Linked DNA regions of Homo sapiens: regions 1 and 2 are each linked to region 3. The links are chromatin loops, found by intact Hi-C in ENCODE. Cell type or tissue: gastrocnemius medialis. All regions are shown on one strand. Each heading gives the region's core, and the rest is flanking DNA. Links, peaks and the distances in the headings are about the cores only.

The links. Hi-C counts contacts between places; a loop is a spot of excess contacts. Peaks named below come from ENCODE experiments on the same cell type or tissue, not always from the same donor. Only the 100,000 strongest peaks of a DNase experiment are listed, where the experiment ranks them.
Region 1: it touches region 3 in a loop (6-fold over the local background); 9 of 110 quality-filtered maps call a loop at or near these places.
Region 2: a loop joins it to region 3, with 5 times the contacts of the local background. A loop is called at or near these places in 5 of 110 quality-filtered maps.

What each region holds. Positions count from the first base shown.
Region 1 is chr21:44,949,987-44,955,977 of GRCh38, reverse strand. All of the region lies in intron 2 of SLX9 (SLX9 ribosome biogenesis factor), which reads right to left. Among named protein-coding and RNA genes, the nearest start is that of SLX9, 13 kb to the right of the region's middle. RefSeq lists enhancers at 2,957-3,907, 5,399-5,984, 5,985-5,991. In gastrocnemius medialis, for the core only: no CTCF peak of the experiment used is centred there; a DNase peak (open chromatin) is centred at 3,137; H3K27ac peaks cover 2,765 bases.
Region 2 is chr21:45,132,614-45,138,604 of GRCh38, reverse strand. The region is part of intron 2 of ADARB1 (adenosine deaminase RNA specific B1); the gene reads right to left. Among named protein-coding and RNA genes, the nearest start is that of ADARB1, 61 kb to the right of the region's middle. RefSeq lists enhancers at 4,091-4,591, 4,592-5,092. In gastrocnemius medialis, for the core only: CTCF peaks have their summits at 1,136 and 1,335 (motif pointing right); DNase peaks (open chromatin) are centred at 1,324, 1,911, 2,584 and 3,284; H3K27ac peaks cover 3,130 bases.
Region 3 is chr21:45,046,964-45,052,954 of GRCh38, reverse strand. LOC105372836 (a long non-coding RNA gene) reads left to right here. Exons shown (of 5, transcript XR_937796.3): 5 at 1-3,549. Among named protein-coding and RNA genes, the nearest start is that of ADARB1, 25 kb to the left of the region's middle. RefSeq lists enhancers at 470-1,101, 1,102-1,735, 1,671-2,870. In gastrocnemius medialis, for the core only: no CTCF peak of the experiment used is centred there; DNase peaks (open chromatin) are centred at 624, 2,004, 2,384, 3,104 and 4 weaker places; H3K4me3 peaks cover 1,399 bases; H3K27ac peaks cover 3,920 bases.

The sequences.
Region 1 (5,991 bases), core at 770-5,769, 97 kb after region 3:
CAAAGGTACAGGCCGCAGGCGGAGGCCGACTTGGGTGCTGCTCCCGGCGGTGTCTGCAGTAGGCAACCTGGTAACGCCTGTGAAGTATCAGACGTTCATCAGACTGGATCAGCAACTCCACTGCTGTGGTTTGATCTACAAATGTCTTTACTCCGTTTTCAAGGATGGCCCACACTCCCTATAGAGCTGGGTGCATCGGACAACAAAACTTCAGCAGCCGTGATGTAAGGCTGCCTTAGAACGCAGCCCAGGGAAGCAGCAGGGGCAGACACACACTTGTAAAGAAAAGAGGGGGCCGGGAGCAGCAGCACGTGCCTGTGGTCCCAGCTGCTCAGGAGGCCAAAGTGGGAGGGAAGATTGCGTGAGCCCAGGAGGTCGAAGCTGCAGTGAGGCCAGATTGTACCACTGCACTCCAGCCTGGGTGACAGAGCAAGACACTGACTCACAAAAAAAAAGAAAGGAGCAGACAGACCAAGTCTGCAGTGGGGAGGCTGTCACTTAACGGTAGTTGGCATTGAGTTTTTCATGGTATCTATCATGTGCCACTTTGCACAACTTCACGTAGAGGCAGTGCTGCAGGAATAAGCTGGAGAAAGCACAGCTTTCCCTCGGAGCGCTGGTGGGCGAGCATGTGAGGGGGTGGTGCACGTGCCCAGCACCGCGGCAGCGGGGAGAAGCGGCAGGAGCACAGGGGACTAGGAGTGGGGAAGCGGGAGGGCCCCTGTCTCTCTCTGTTTTCCAAGCTTTCTTACTTCTTTTTTTTTTTTTTTGAGACAAAGTCCCACTCTGTCGCCCAGGCTGGAGCGCAGTGGCACGATCTTGCAATCTCTGCCTTCTGGGTTCAAGCCATTCTCCTGCCTCAGCCTCCGGAGCAGCTGGAATTACAGGCACACACCACCACACCCAGCTAATTTTTGTATTTTTAGTAGAGACGGGGTCTTTCATGATGTTGGCCAGCCTGGTCTCAAACTCCTGACCTCAAGTGATCCACCTGCCTCTGCCTCCCAAAGTGCTGGGACTGCAGGTGTGAGCCACCGTCCCCGGCCTCTTCCTTCTTTATACTACATGTTTGTCATTAGGTGTCCATTTTAAAGAAAAACCCAAAGACCTTTTTAAAAATTGGTAACAAATTGTCCTGGTCAAAGACAGTGTCCTGGAACAAAACTGGAACAAACCAGGCACCGCCATCCAGGGTCCGCATCGGCAGACACCCCCCGCCGAGGTTTGTGGCGAGGAAAGTACCAGCAGCACCGCAGAGAAGAGCAGTCACAGCCAAGAGCGCCTGGGGGGTGGCACTACCCAGGGACACTGAGACGCAGAGCACCAAGGTGACGCTACTGTGCTGAGGAGCCCAGGCTGCAGGGCCGGAGGACGTTTCCACCACTGGGCCCTGTGCCCACCTCCGCAGTCCTGAGGAAAGGCAAACGGCTCACCTCGACTCCCTTCTCCCAGGACCTGAGGGTGGACATTCAAAACCACAGACAAACCTGCCGACGGCCGGAGCTCCCAAAGTGCTGCATCGGGCAGCCCCCACCCTCCAGCCAACACCATCCACCCCAGCCAGGGGTTCGACATTCCTCCCGAGAGAAGGTGGCCTGGGAGACGGGGCCCCTGAGAGAAGGGTACCCAGGAGCACTGGAGACAGCCTGTGCACGGCACCCACACAACGCTCGGCCCCTCTGCTCCCCTCAGCAACCCACCGGCCAGAAGACGCAGAGTCCACGGGATCTGGCCTTGCAAGTGTCATGGAGCTGATACAAACAAGAAACGTGGACTCCAAACCCCACAGGATTCTCTCCACAGACACAGCAGCAGGCTCCTGGCACACTCCACACCCACCCCCAGTGTTAGCTCACCCCACAAGGACCCTCCAGAACCCCAAGGGCAGTGCAGCCAATGGTGGATGTAGCATGTGCCCCGGGAGCAGCGTGGCTTCTTGCTGTCCTGTGAGCTCCCAGCCAGGGTAACAAGGCAAGAGAAACACGTCAAAGGCCTAAGAATGGAGAAGCAAGAGACAGAACCACCGCCGTCCCCATACATGGCATGGTCATGATGCAGAAAATGCCAAAGGATCAACAGCTACTGGGACTGAGGGCTTCAGCAAGGCCTTGGGGTGCGGCCGAGGTTTGCAGCGAGGAAAGTACCAGCAGCACCGCAGGGAAGAGCAGTCATGGCCAAGAGCTCCCCGGGGGGTGGCACGACCCAGGGACGCTGAATGCAGAGCGCCAAGGTCACGCTACTGCACTGAGGAACCCAGGCTGCGGGGCCAGAGGGCACTCCTGGCCTCCTGAGCCACACCTGGCCTGTGTCCTCAGCATCTGCCCAAACTACCCCATCCCACCTGGAAAGGAAGAAGCCCCAGAGAACTGCTTCAGTCCTAAGTCAACACAGGACAGGCTCCCGAGGCCCGGATGCAGGGCCCCACCGCCGGGGATGGTGCAGGACAGGCTCCCGAGGCCCGGATGCAGGGCCCCACCGCCGGGGATGGTGCAGGACAGGCTCCCGAGGCCCGGACGCAGGGCCCCACCGCCGGGGATGGTGCCCGAGGGAGTGGCTGTGCTGCTCACCTAGAGGCGTCCTGCTCTGGGAGGTACAGCCACTCGCAGCTCTTGGTGGGTTCAGCTAGTCTGGGGGCCCCACCTAGGGAACCTCGCAAGACAGCCTCCACGACCTGCCTACACCTCAGACAAGCACACATCAGAAAACCACAGTGCCCAGGGCCCCTGAACATGACAGGCCGGCCACGCGCCCACAGAGGAAGGGATAGCCCTGTAGCCGGGGGGCACTCGCTGCCACCTCCCATGAGGAGTAGTGTCTGAGGAGTGAATGAGGAGAGCCTGCTGCACAGGCTCGGCCTGGGCCTTGCCAGGCGGGGTCTGGAAAACACACCAGGTGGGATGCCAAGGGGGAGGCTGCCAGAGGCAGGGCCCTGGGGACCTCCTAGTCTCAGGATGGCACCTGCAAGTCAGAATGAGTGCCACACCCAGAATACAGTGGCACCTGGGGCCCCAGCCCTTCCCTGCTCACCCCTAAGTTTCCATTTGAAAACACTCAGCTGCCCTCCCACCCCAGCTGTCGATGAGGACAGTGACGTGCAGATGGCCTCAGCAGGATGCTGCCAGCCAGGCCCCACCAACCGAACATGTCAAGAACCTTAAATAGCTCCAGCCACCGAGCTCCAAGTGCCAGGTTCAGAAATAGCAACCCACATGCTCAGACACTGCCCCGCCGTCTCCTAGGCAGGGGGGCGCCCGGAGCACATGACACGGACACCCACATAGCAGCACCCCAAACGAGGGAGGGTCCCGTGGGGCCACACAACCCCAACTGTCCACCCAGCCAAAAGACCTCTGCTGGGCGTGGGGCCACATAACCCCAACTGTCCACTCGGCCAAAAGACCTCTGCTGGGCACAGCATCCCCCATGGGAGGGCGGTCCTGAAGCAGCTGGGGCCAGACCTGCAGGGGAGAAGGAGGGCCCTGGGGCCAACCTTCTGGTGATGGAAGGCGGCCCCGGGAATCCCCAGGCCAGGCCCAAGGTGATCAGGCCACACACTCTGATGTGAAAGTTCCAGAAACAACTTAAACATCAGCCCTGACAGCAGACAGCTCTGATGAGGAGGAGTCACTCCCTGAGTGGCCAGGGAAGCTGCCGATTGCTGTCTGGCAAATAGAAAAAGGCAGTGGCTGAGCTTCCCGGGGGCGAGCAGCGCAAGCCCAAGACAGCGGCCCAGGGACCTCGGCAAGCCGGTGAGATCCAGACTTGCACGGCCCACAAAGGCCTGAGTGAACCTGAGTGAACAGGAGCCAGGCCATGAGACACAGGCACAGAAGAGGCTGGCCAAGCCCAGAGGAATCTTCTCCTGTGTGTTCTGCTGCTGCTGTGTGTTTAAACCATTTTTAAGGCCTTTAAATCAAACCGGCGACTTTAATCCGATGAAGGCTTAGCCTGCTGCACTGTGCCCACGACACGTGTACCCAGTCGCCGCCACGTGCTCCAGGACAGGGACCAGGTGGAGTCACCGTGATCCTCAGGCACAGGTGCAGCCCACACCCGCCTGGGCCAGTCTCTGTGCTCAAAGTTCTATGAGGATAAACCCACACACGACGGGCGAACCCTGCTCGGACAAAGAGCAGCAAGGGCTCCTGAAGACACTGCTAGCTAAGGGCCTTTCCTGAGATGCCCCGCCCCGGTTAGTGATTGGCACGTGCAGCAGGCCTGGGCGAGAACACCTGTAGGCGAGAGATGGTGCCCACACAGTGCCCTCGGGCAGTGAGAGATGGTGCCCACACAGCGCGCTCGGGCGGCTCCGGGGGCAGGGCCTGGCTTTTATCTCCCAATGTTGCGTATTTGTCTATTCTGCAATGTGTGCATACGCGCTGCTTTCTCAATCATGAAATGTTATTTTCTACAGAAGTAATTTTAGGTAAAAGTTGATCCCTAACCTTCAAGTCTCAGCCACAGGCATGACAGTGAGTGAGGCACGGTGGGCAAAGACGCGGCCGTTCGCCCCGTGCGCTGAGGACTCAGCCCCTGGATCCAGATGGTAGAGCTGGGACTTGAACAGGACCGGCAAGGGCCACATCCACAGCCTGTCCCCCTGCTTCCTCCCAGGCTGTGCAGCAAGCCAGGGCCATCCATGCCCACTTTCCCTGCCTCTCTCCTACCTCCCTGCGCGATGCTGCAAGATGTTGGTCCCTTGGATGGCTGTGGGCTTCAGCGCCACCAGGAGATGGGAGCCTCCTCTGCGCCCAGTATGGCAGCAGCCACGGTTTCATCTCAACCTGAGTGAACAGGAGCCAGGCCATGAGACACAGGCACAGAAGAGGCTGGCCAAGCCCAGAGGAATCTTCTCCTGTGTGTTCTGCTGCTGCTGTGTGTTTAAACCATTTTTAAGGCCTTTAAATCAAACCGGCGACTTTAATCCGATGAAGGCTTAGCCTGCTGCACTGTGCCCACGACACGTGTACCCAGTCGCCGCCACGTGCTCCAGGACAGGGACCAGGTGGAGTCACCGTGATCCTCAGGCACAGGTGCAGCCCACACCCGCCTGGGCCAGTCTCTGTGCTCAAAGTTCTATGAGGATAAACCCACAGCAGTTCTACAGCAGCCCCCCGACACCCCCCTTTCGCAGATGAAGGAGCTGATCGCAGAAACCCTGAGGACGCCGGCAAGGAGGTGCAGGAGGCTAGAACCCCAGAGGCCCTGGCTGGCTCCTGACTCCCACTAAGATGGGAGGAAACAGCACTATGTCTGGTCCAAGTCAAATGCCTCAGCATGGCACCATGTGACTGCGTGACCATGGGCCTGAGAAGCGCCACCAACAGGGCCACGCTCCCAGCCGGACTGGCATAGGCCACACCTCCGACCCCTGGTCTAGCGTCTCAACAACATGTGGCTCACAAGGATGCCTGGCTTAAGAAACAAGTCATTGGGCTCCCAACATACCGGCTGGCACGGCCACACTCTCTGCAGGAGCGCAGGTAAGAAGGCGCACCACTCCCAGCCGCCGCACCACGCAGCCAAGGCAGGTGACGCACAGGGAGCTGCGGCCAAGCCGAGGCCATCTGACCCCAAGCCTCGCTTCCACAGAGCCATCTCCATGTAACCTCCCCGTCAGTTTGTTCTTATTTTAACTTGGGAGTAGATATAAGCAACAAGTACATTCTGCATGGTTTCCTGTCATACCCTTGACTTCACAACTGTAAAAAAAGGTCTTAAAAAAGGGATTTTTTTTTTTTGAGATACTGGAAAATAGCAGAAAATGAGCTCATTCTGTTTTCAGGCAGGCACCTGGGACTCAAGCCCAGAGACACAGGCAGGGTGGGGCAAGGCTCATTTTCTGCCATTTTCCAGTTATCTTAAAAAAAAAAAAAATCCCTGAAGACAACCCTGTAACCCCAGAGTCTGTACTGTCTGATGAGGAGCTGGGACTTCCCAAGTCTCCGCTGTGCAAGGCAGGAGGGAGAGCCTGCGTCTCTATCCCGGGAC
Region 2 (5,991 bases), core at 280-5,279, 86 kb before region 3:
ACAGTTCTGGTGAAAGACAGGTGAAAATATGCTGAGGGCTTCCACAATGTCTCTGACAAAAGGAATAGACAAGAGCTCCACGGCCTGCTCCTTCTCAGTTGTTCCTGCCTTAAACACAGAAGTGGTGTCTAAAGCTGCTGCTGCTGTACTGCAGCGATACTCACCCAGAGCCCTAAGATGGCTGAACTCTGGACTAGCTCTAGCAAACTCCTCCCTCTGGATTACTTACGACATAAGAAGTGCGTATATACATCCAAGGTGTGTAAGATACTGTGAGTCATGCTGTGACCTTCACCCAGAATCAATCCTAAATGATACAGGAAAAGAAGGTTGGAGAAACGTCACGGAGCTAAATCCTCCTCCATGTGAACTAACAGTGCACAGTTAATGTCTAAAGTTCATAAATCAAACAATAGCAAGTGCAGGATGCAGCCCTTTCTCTTGGTTAAGCTCCTATTATGTTGCATCTCTGTCACTTATAGCCAATCCTAATACTAATTAATATAGAAATACAAATATCTAAAATGCATTTTAAAAAATCAGTGATGCCACTGAGGAGGGCAAGAGCTATACTCTATCGCTTCTCATCAAAAGCCCTTCTAAGTTTGAGGGCATCACTCCCATAGAAATTGAAATTAAGCACAGGTCTGCCCTTTTCCTGCCCCCAGCAGGCCCAGCCTCTCCCTCCCCTCCAGCCCACCAGGCTTCTGGAGTCATATCCAGAGCCCCTCCTGCCTGGGGTGCCCACCTCCCATGCCATCTCCCTGGAAAACAAACCCAGCTTTCCAGACTTGCTGCAACCCTACATCCATGAACTCTCCTGCCCTGCCTCCTGGGCACACCTCCTTCCATCCCCACTTTCCTCACAGTGCCACCATCATCACAGGCTTCCTCCCCTCCACACCCACCAGGCTGTTCACATGCAGTGGGCAGAGACTGTATCTGAACCCTCAGAGCCTCAATCAGGGGCAAGGCAGAGGCCAAGCTCCATCACTGAACGCAGACATCCTCACACCGTCCTCTGAAGAGACTTCAAATGTTTTATTTTAAATCGGATTGATGGGCCTTCACACATCAGGGGACTGTTGGTCACTAAAGCACAAAGCTCCTGGCACACCCGAAGGGCCACCCACGTACCCTCAGACCAAGGAAGGGCAGCCAAGGGGCAGGAATGGCCAAGAGCCCCATCCCCACCACCAGCATGGCGATGGCGTAGGTTAAGAAGGGGGTCAGCAGTCATCAGTCTTCCAGAACTCTCGACATATCAGGATCACAAGCGGCTGCAGGCTGGAACCTCAGCCTCCAGCACCTTACACAGGGGAATCTGCCCACAAGAGGGAGCTGCTGTGTCACTCCGAGTCCCTCCATGTAGAAAAAGCCTTTGGGAACTACTGAACAGAAGTAAATTCAGATTGTCCTGGATCTACACGTGAATCTTCTCACTTCTTGCCTTTTACACACACACCAGTCTTCAAGGTCTGGATTCATTACTTTTAGTTTAGTCATGCTCAGAGCACAGCAAAGCTAAAAGAAAATTACCAATTTCTAAGAACTTCAGATATTTATGATTTTACACCCAACAGTGTGTATTTTGTTAAATTCTTATCTATTCAAGTCATACTTCTGTGGTTAATTGTGTACTTCTTCAGAACCTTAAAGCCACATATAAACTGGGAATCCAACCACTTCTTAGGAATTTTTTTAACTTGATGCTGTTTAAACCAAGCTTTACTCAGATTATTTTTTAAGTAGAAAACAATCCCAAGTCACAAACTCCCTTGTTCCACACCTACCTACCAGTGTCCCTGGCCCCTGTGGACACCAGCTGGGGGCGGGATTCTCCCTGCAGCGCACACACCAAGCAACCTGGGGGAGAGCGGCAGGGTGCCTCCTCTGGGTGCGGGGACACCCCTGCTCTCCCAGCAGCCGCTGGCTGGTGGGGCAGCTCTACTGTTTTCTACCCCCGCCAGCTGTCCCCACAGGACTGGTCTGTCCCCACATTTGTCCCCAGGCCTCGGTCAGTGCCTCCCCACAGGGGCTCAGTACATGTTTGTTGTTAAAGGAATGATTCTCTCTTGAGCGCTGCTACAGGTTCTGAAACATGGTGCCGGGCGTAGCAAACATCACGACTCCACAGCCCACTTCACAAGCAGCAGTTCCACTTGTCTGCACCACTTGACGTTATTTTCCCTAAATCTGGTGTATCTGTAGTTCTTCCCTGTCATCTCAGCTTAGGCTGAGGCCCCAGGTCTGAGGAAGAAGAATGCTAAGGGTCCACATGTTTTTAAGAGCAGGGTCTCCCCACCCATCATGTAGAGCTTGCTGGAAGCCTGGAAAGCCTGCCCTGCTGTCCCTCACTCATTCCCGCACGAGGGCACCTGACAGGAGGCCAGAACCAGAGCTCAGAGACAGTGGACCTGTCCTAAGAGAGCGAGTCCTCACAGCAGCTGGCCACCAAGAAGGGGAGGGAGTTCGTGGTCCTCCACTCCTTCCCCTGGTTTTACTCCCCTCCCTCCGATCCCTCTGATCCCTCCCACCCCCATGGGCCCAGGGACACCACAGGATGAACACAGGCGCATATGACTCACATTGTGTCCCTGCTCTGATGCTGCCTAGTCCCGTGGCTGCTGGCGGCCTCTAAAATTAGAAGGGTCTTTGGAAAGGGGCTGTGCATGGTCAGATTTTCAGGACAGCACTCAGCTTCACCCACCCCCATCACAGAGGACCCACCGGGGAGGGTGAGGGGCAGCACAGTCTCCACTGGGCCCACCTGCAGTCCAGGACCACAGGACCCACAGAGGGCCCTCTTGACTGTGGCCACACCTTTCTGCTGACATTCTACACTTCATATGTTTTTTTTCCAATTTTTCTAATACATTTCGAAATGTGGATGGCAGACTTGTCAGTTCCAGAAAGCCTTTCTCGCACTCTGCCTTCATCTTCTGAGGCCTCACTTTGCTTTTCGACCTAAATTAGGTCCTGTCTCTTCTAGTCTTTCTGCTTCATTAGGGGCTACTCTGTCTATCTACCGCTCACGGTTTTGAGGTCACCAACTCAGGACCCCGTATCTGTATGCACTGACAGGCAGGCAGCACACAGTGGTCCTGCTGAAAGCAGCAGTTTGGTCTTTTCCTCTTAAATCACTGAGTCCTCTGAGATTCCCTGGAAGGAGATATTCTCCACCTGTTTATGGTTTTAACTCCCCTCAGTATGCAGCCACACTAAGGGGTGCCAGGAGGATGCAGACAGCTGACAGTTGTTGTCATTCTGGCAGGCCGGTCAGCACACGGAGTGTGGAGGCCTCTGCCAAGGAACAGGGCGGAGGGCTCTCTCTGCCCTGTGGGTTTGAATGCAGCCAAAGCATCTTGGGATCTGGAAATCCTACCCAGCACACAGTCCTCCATGAGAACTTCCAATTCCAGAATTAGTAGAACTGGCAATCCAGACAAGGCCCCATCAGCAAGCAGGCCCCTTAGAGCAGGTCTGCCCATTTCTATAAACCTTTGGCTTTGCAGACCACTTATGGTCTCTGTTGCAGATTCTTCCTTTTCTGTTTGTTTTATAACTCCTTAAAAATGTAAAAACCATCCTTAGCTTTCAGGTCCCAGAATCTGCTCACAGGCTACAGCCTGCCAGTCCCTGCCCCAGGAGACCCACCTGGGCATCTGCAGAGGTGGCTCTGCCCAGGCAGCAGGGGACTCACCCAGCTGTCAACGGCAGCCAGGGGTGTGGTGCTGGGTGCCCCTGACCACAAATGCCATCACCCACTGACCTGGCTGGCAAGGCGTCTTCATCCTCGGGATCTTCATCACTCATGGGCCTGGCCTCTAGGGGGTCCTCAATGCTCGCTGGATGAATGAGGGTGTGCTCATTGGCCATTTCAATTTCATCTTGTGTAAAAAAAAAAAAAAAAAATCTGTGCAAGTCTTTTGCCCCAAATTCTACTGTACTGCCTTGTCCATAGGGATCTGTAGGATTCTTCATGTACTATGGACCCTGAACACTAAGCCACGCCTCTGTCAGGCATATGCCTCTGCTGGGCGCACACACCTCTGCCAGGTGCACACACCCATGTCAGACACACACACACGTCAGGCACACACACCCCGAGTGTACGTACCCCTGCCGGGCGCTCACACACCCATGTCAGACACACTCCTGTCAGGCGCACACACCCGTCGGGCGCACACACCACTGTCGGGCACACACACCCATCGGGCGCACACACCACTGTCGGGCACACACCCCCGTCGGGCGCACACACCACTGTCGGGCACACACCCGGCGGGCGCACACACCACTGTCGGGCACACACCCCCGTCGGGTGCACACACCACTGTCGGGCACACACCACTGTCGGGCACACACCCGGCGGGCGCACACACCACTGTCGGGCACACACACCCATCGGGCGCACACACCACTGTTGGGCACACACCCAGCGGGCGCACACACCACTGTCGGGCACACACCCCCGTCGGGCGCACACACCACTGTCGGGCACACACCACTGTCGGGCACACACCCGGCGGGCGCACACACCACTGTCGGGCACACACACCCATCGGGCGCACACACCACTGTCGGGCACACACACCCGTCGGGCGCACACACCAGTCGGGCACACACCCCCGTCGGGCGCACACACCACTGTCGGGCACACACCCCCGTCGGGCGCACACACCACTGTCGGGCACACACCCCCGTCGGGCGCACACACCACTGTCGGGCACACACCCCCGTCGGGCGCACACCCGGCGGGCGCACACACCACTGTCGGGCACACACACCCATCGGGCGCACACACCACTGTCGGGCACACACACCCATCGGGCGCACACACCGTCGGGCACACACCCGGTGGGCGCACACACCACTGTCGAGCATACACCCATCGGTCGCACACACCGTCGGGCACACACCTCTTTCAGGTACACACCTGTCAGGTACAGGTAAGACAAATTCTTTTCTCAGTCAGTGCAGTGTTAGCATCCTGCCCCTGGGGTACACACCTTGTACACTCCCCTGCCTTGCAGGCGGGAGGAACTGTGAACATGATGGGATATAGTGTTACATAAGGCAAAGGTGAAGGGATTTTACAGATGCAATTAAGGCATCTCATCAGCTGACTGAGTTCATCAAAAGGGAGATTTTCCTGGGTGGGCCTGGCCTGATCAGGTAAACCCCTGAAGGATGAGAGAAGTCAGAGAGGAAAGGAAGAGGGGAGACCCTGCCTATACGCCTTGAGAGGCAAACTGCCATGCTGGGAAGAGGGCCACAGGGCAGGGGCTATGGGCAGTCTCCAGGAGCCAAGCGCCACAGGCCTATGGTCACAAGGAACTGAGCTCTGCCAAGAGCCAGTGGGCCTGAAGAGGACCCTCAGTCAGAAGCAACGGCAGCCCCTGCTCAATACAGGCACCTTAACTCCTGACACTTCAAGGAACAGAATCAGGGGCTCAGGCTTCTGAACAGAGGCTGACACCCCTTCGACAACTGTCCGATTCCACCAGGGAAACGAGCCAGGCTCACCAGGGCTTTGCGCCCAGAAGCACATGACTGTGAAAACTTGACAGATGAGCCGCCACCCAGCAGACAGGAAGGAAGGAAGACTGGAGGAGCTGGCAGGGAAACGCTGACTGTGGCTTTGGAAGATTGTCGGTATTTTCTTTTATGGTGTATTTTCTAATGTGCGCTCAAAGAAGCCCCTTCTCTTTCTTCTTCGTCTATCTCTAGCCCTAAATCCAGTAGACTCTGCTTTCAAAGCTGAAATAAAACACTCTCTAGGTAACATCTTACTCTCCTGAACTTTCAGAATTCAGGAACACTCATGCTAAGACACTTTACTCTTCCTGACAATGGAGTTTACTGCATAGGTTCAGTAAGAATTTGTCCTCCTTTTTACTTGGATGTAACCGGACAAAAAAAATGTGCCACCAACCCCACATCTGGAGTGTCACATCTGAAAGTGAATCCCTCACATCCCCTAAGCCC
Region 3 (5,991 bases), core at 459-5,458:
CCGTGAGGGTGTTTTTGGAAGAGATTAGCATTCAAATTGGCAGACTGAGGAAAGCAAGATGACCCTCCCCGTTGTGGTGGGCCACATCCAGTTGAGGACCTGAATTCAATTGAGGGTCCCCTGAGGACCCTGATGAAAGCAGAACTCATTCCTGCCAGCTCTGTGTGAGTGGAGCTCATGTTTATTTTTAAGAGACAGGGTCTCGCTCTGTCACCGAGGCTGGAGTGCAATGGTGCCATCATGGTTCACTGCAGCCTCCAACTTCTGGGCTCAAGCGATCCTCCCACCTCAGCCTCCTGACCAGCTAGGACTACAGACATATGCTACCACGCCCAGCTATTTTTTTTTTTTTAGAGATGGGATCTCACTATGTTGCCCAGGCTGGTCTCAAACTCCCAGGCTCAAGTGATCCTCCCGCCTCAGCCTCCCAAAGTGCTGGGATTACAGACGTGAGCCACTGTGCCCGGTGCAACCTAATGGCTTTTAAAGATGCCTGTGCTTACCTCAGCCAAGGGCCACGGTTGCACTGGAGTTCCTGGACACAGCCCTATCTGGTTACATGGCGGCTGCTTCAGGCTCCGGTCTGTTCCTGTGCTGGCTGCAGGGCCAAGCTGGCGTCTGAAGGACATTTCTTCATCGAATGGGCAGTCTCTGGAGGGTCCAATTTTCCTTCTAGGTTTTCCTTTCTTAGGACACTGTCCTTGCCAACCATTTCCTGCCACGGCTGGTGGTGGCCAAGTCCTCAGGGCCTCTCTGAATGCCCGGCTCCTGTTCCACTCACAATCCCCGGTGCAGGCCTCGCCTGGGAGCAGCGGCTTCTCAGAACATAAACCCCAGGGACGCTCTCAGGTGCCAGCTGTGTCTAGTGTGGCCTGTTTGGACCCCATGACTTGGAAAATTTTAAGAAGCACTTATAAACTATTAACCTGTGATTGTAGGTAATGAAACAACCAGAGGGCTTTATAAAATTAAGATCAAATTCTACCACAGAAGCATTTGAATTGGGCTCACTGCATGCCAGGCGCTGCTGTAAGCACTCTACCTGCATGTTCTCATTTGATCCTCAGCAACCCCAGGAGGCTGGCACGGTCACAGCTGCACTCATGGGCGAGCAGGTCTGTGAGCCAAGAGGTGGTGCCCCTCCCATGGCCACGCAGCGGTCGGGGGCCACACTGGTGGTTCCAGCCTGTCCCTGCTGCACCAGCAGGCACACTCGAGCCACAGGCCCACTGCCCCTCACATGCAGAGGGTAGCTGGTCTCCCCCAAGTCGGCTTGGCTTCTGACGATCGCTCTCGTGCTCCCTCCGGCCCTACCGTGGGGGCTTCATCTCACACAATGTCCAGAGTAAGGACCCAATGTTTACAGAGATGCGTGTGGAAAGCATGTCACAGTCAGAGTCCCAGGTACCCTCACGTCATTCCTGAGGGTACAGGAAGGAATCAGAACAAGAAGAAAAACCAACAGAAACAAAACAGTAACAACAAGCAAGCTACAAACCAAAGGCATATGCAGCGCACAAAGGGTTAACACCTTGACTGGTTCAAGAGCCAGAGATTAACATCACAAATAAAACTGCAAATTTAAAAAGATAACAAGATGCCATGTTTCATTATTGGATTAGCAAATACTAAAAAGAAAGCTATGCCCGGGGTGGGGGACGCTGGAGGACGTGGGGCCGGTCACTCACTCCCGCAGGATGCCCTGACGATGCCTGTCAGAAATCTTAAAAATGTGTGCAATGTCTTAAAATTTATCCTGTGGAGATAATAAGGGATACGCCCCCAGATAGATTCACAGCCTTTTTATAATAGCTGAGATCTGGACAACCTAAATGGCCAACACTACAGTATTACTCAATGACGTGTTTATTCAAACCATGGCATTCTACGCAGTATTAAAATGATCCAGCTCTTCACTTCCTGACCTTAAGAACTGCTAATGATATAATTGTTACATGAAAAAAACGTGCACAGTGCCTCGCGTGTCACGGGGTCAGATGTGCACAGCACAACGTGCGTGCGTAGTTTGGTCTGTCCACGTAGGTACAGGCATGAGTCATCACCTGTGTGATGTTTCTACGAGGGGCTTTTTCTTCTTTTTGCTTATTTTTCTTGTTTATATTTTTCTACAATGAATATGAGTAACCTATAGCAAAGTGTAAAACAGTGTGAGCAGTCTGTGTGCCATTTCCTCGACCTCTGCCCACTGGGAGCTGGGTCTGCAGCCTGGCTCCCGCCCCGTCCCCTGCCGAGCTCTGCTGAAGAGCAAAGCAGAATGTCCCTGAGGAGGGGGCCTCGCCAGCTCCTGCACTGGAGGAGCCTCTGAGTACATCGAACTGGAGTCTGAGCTGGTCACACAAGCCCCCGCTGAGCACCTGCCATGGGCTGGGACATCCTGGGGACGGAATGTTCTGGAACCACAGCAGTAGGTCAGATGGGAACTCTGGCACAGACGCCCCCTTTCCAGATTCTTGTCCAGATCCCAAGATGGATACAAAACATGGCAAGTATGAGCTGAGGCTTAGCAAAGCCACATAAATCCATCGCTGCTGCGAAAACAACTCGAATGACATGGTGTTGGGAACAAAAACCATACAAGAATTCCGCGTCTGGGAAGGGCCTTTCTAAAGTAGTTCTGGTTACAAAACAGAAGTGAGTATCATGAGGTGAACAGAAAAGGCAGAAATGTTAGTGAAATTTCAGGATACAGGAATGAAAGGAAGTCCTGTAACTTACTGAGTGGTTTAGGGAGGCCACCGTTATGACAGATAGATACGAACATGTGTCACGGCCCAAGTGTAAGAGAAGTGTGTTCATTTTTGGTGAGAGCAGGACAAGCAGGGCCTGGGTGGTGAAGCGGAGCTTGGGACATGGGAGGTTTGGGTGGGGGGAGTCTCTCCCCATGTGGCACCAAGGGGCCCAGGCTGAGGGAGCCTTCGCCATCTTCCTTCACAGGTGAATTTGAGGTCACCGGGGCTGCTCCCTGGCCCAGGCGGGGAGAGGCTGTGAGCCTCTCTGGAAGCAGGGGGAGCATTCCTCCTGCTCACGGTCCACTGGCTGGAGCCCAGCCAGGGCCCACCCAGCTGCAGCAGAGCCTGGATGGATCAAGGCGTGCCCAGGAACAAGAGAAGGGACACGTGTCGAAAGCAGAGAGCAGCATCGACCTGTGTTCATAGTTAACAGTTGACTATTTTGACACTTGAGAATGTTTCCTAGAATAAAAATGAGTAAGAAAAGGTTGAATTTGGCAAAGACATAAGGCATACATTCACGAGAGGTGCTCTCCTATGGACACAGCAGGTCACTTTAACTGCCTTAGAAATCTGGAAACAAGGAAATTCTGAGACCCACAAATCTGGCATTTATCAACCATCTTTTCTTTCAATGACAAATGTAGGTAGTATAATTATTTTATGAGCATACAGAGAAACATAACTTTAGACTCACAAATGACTGAAAAGTATTGATCTACGTGGTTCTTTTCAACCAAAATTAATGTAAATAATGTAAAAAAAAAAAGTTGAATTAAAGATTTATTTTCCAAAGAGATCTTTTGTAGCCGACATGGTGTATCTTTGAATGGCTTTTAATTTTTTTAAACAAAATTTCCTCTTTTTCTTCCAATGTGTTTTTTCTATTTTTTAAATGTTTTGATCCTCGTACAACTTGCTCTGACCATGCTTATTTTTCTAAGTTCTTGTGAAATCAAATGCTGTGTTTTCATTTTGTGCCCAAACAATGCGAACATTACCTTGACCAAGAAGTCTGCAGACTAATGTTCACCAGATGGGCTGGTGTCTGGCATTCTCTGCAGAACGTGTCCAAATCCTGCCCAGTTGGTCATGATACTTCCTAGAAACGGACTGGATGGGGGCGAGGTAGGGGAACCATCTGCCTCATGGTCCTTAACATCTAGAACTGGAGAGGATTCGAAGGAAGAAGAAAGCATCCCCCTCATCTGAGTTGCTTTGAAGGACATTAGATGCGAAATCCTAATCAGAAGGTGGTAAATTTAGCTTGCAAGCATGATAATTACTTTATTAGTTGATAATACTTTTCACCCAATATATGTTTAGTATGGAAAACCCCAAATAAGTTTTTAAACTGCGGCTATTGAATATGGAAATTCCCTTGCAAATGACTTCTCAGCAAATGAATATATGGTCTAGAGATGGGATATTTTAGGGGGTTACTTTCTTTAGATAGTGGAGTGCCTGGAGACCACAACCAGATCTGAGAACATCGCATCTTGGTTTTCGTGTAGCAGACAGCCAGTTTCTCAGACTTAGGACTTAAAAAATGTTGAAATGTATTCCACAGAAAAATCTTAAGTTGACCACTCAACCTCACATTGGCCTAAGAAACATTTTTAACGAAGACATAAAAGCAACTCTAAAATTCTATTTTACTGAGCTCTTCTGATAATATGATTATGCAATCACTAAATGGAAGTGGCTTTTTGCTATGGTTTCTGGCTACCCTGTCTTACCACTGTAGCTTTTGGATACAAAATTAAAAAGACCAGCCTGGAAGGGATGATGTCTATACTGGCAATATTTCTTACTGTCATCACGTTTTGTGTAAAACAAATACCTACTATTTTGAGAACAACTTTGGATATGTTTATTTTGGTTACAAAATTTAAACGATCGTTTTCTGAGTTTGATGCTGTTTTATTCTCCTATTTACTGAGCCCCATCGTGAGCGGAGCTGGGGGAGTGATATGGGAACCCAGCCTCCGCCGCTCCTCAGTCACCCTCACCCTTCTTAGTTCTTACCTGTCACTGTGAAGTTAACTTGCTTCACCAATTTTAAATAATATCTCTTAGCCCTGGCTGTAAAGATGAGGAAGTCAGCACCCTTTTCCTCCCCACCTACTTTCTTTCCTTTTGAGATGGAGTTTTGCCCTCGTTCCCCAGGCTGGAGCGCAGTAGCACGGTCTCAGCTCACTGCAACCTCTGCCTCCTGGGTTCAAGCGATTCTCCTGCCTCAGCCTCCTGAGTAGCTGGGATTACAGGTGCCCACCACCACGCCCAGCTAATTTTTGTACTTTTTAATAGAGCTGTGGTTTCGCCACGTTGGCCAGGCTGGTCTTGAACTCCTGACCTCAGGTAATCTGCTCGCCTCAGCCTCCCAAAGTGCTGGGATTACAGGCGTGAGCCACCGCACCCAGCTTCTCCCCACCTACTTTCTGCCTTTCACTCCAAACCGTGGTTAGCTTTATGATTTCTCTATGCTCAGAAATTTATCACTTTACATTCTTATAAATTCTTCCAGACACATTTATTCTAGCCTTAGTCCTATAGTTAGATTCAAAACTTACTGCTAGTGCTTCCAATAATGTTTTAAAATTCATTTCTTAGTTGGCTACAGTTTATCCTCTATCCCATAGGAATAATGTCACTGAGTTTTGCATGTCTGAAATGTTTGTCAGTTGCCTTCCATGTCTGTGACAGTTTAGCTGGTTATAATACTGGTGTTCACACTGTCTTTCACTAAGGATCTCCTAGGATGCTCCACGACCCTCTAGTACCATTGTCATTGTAAAGAAATCTGAGCCAGACTGGCTTTTCTCTTTACAACTGACATGATATTCAGTCATGCACATATTTAATCTCTTTTGATGGTCTTCCCTTTTGAGCATTTTCTCTTCAATTGCTTTTATAAAGAAAGGTCTTTGTTATGAAAGATATCAAAATATACGAGTACACAGAAATACACATGACACTTGCATGTATCCACCGCCCAGCCACCATGCTTAGTCACATTCCTCCACTCTTGCATTTTTTTGTTTGTTTGTTTTTGAGATAGAGTCTCCTGTATCACCCAGGCTGGAGTGCAGTGGCAGGATCTTGGCTCACCACAACCTCTGCCTCCCGGATTCAAGTAATTCTCCTGCCTCAGCCTCCCGAGTAGCTGGGATTACAGGCACACGTCACCACACCTGGCTAATTTTTGTGTTTTTAGTAGAGAAAGGGTTCCACCATGTTG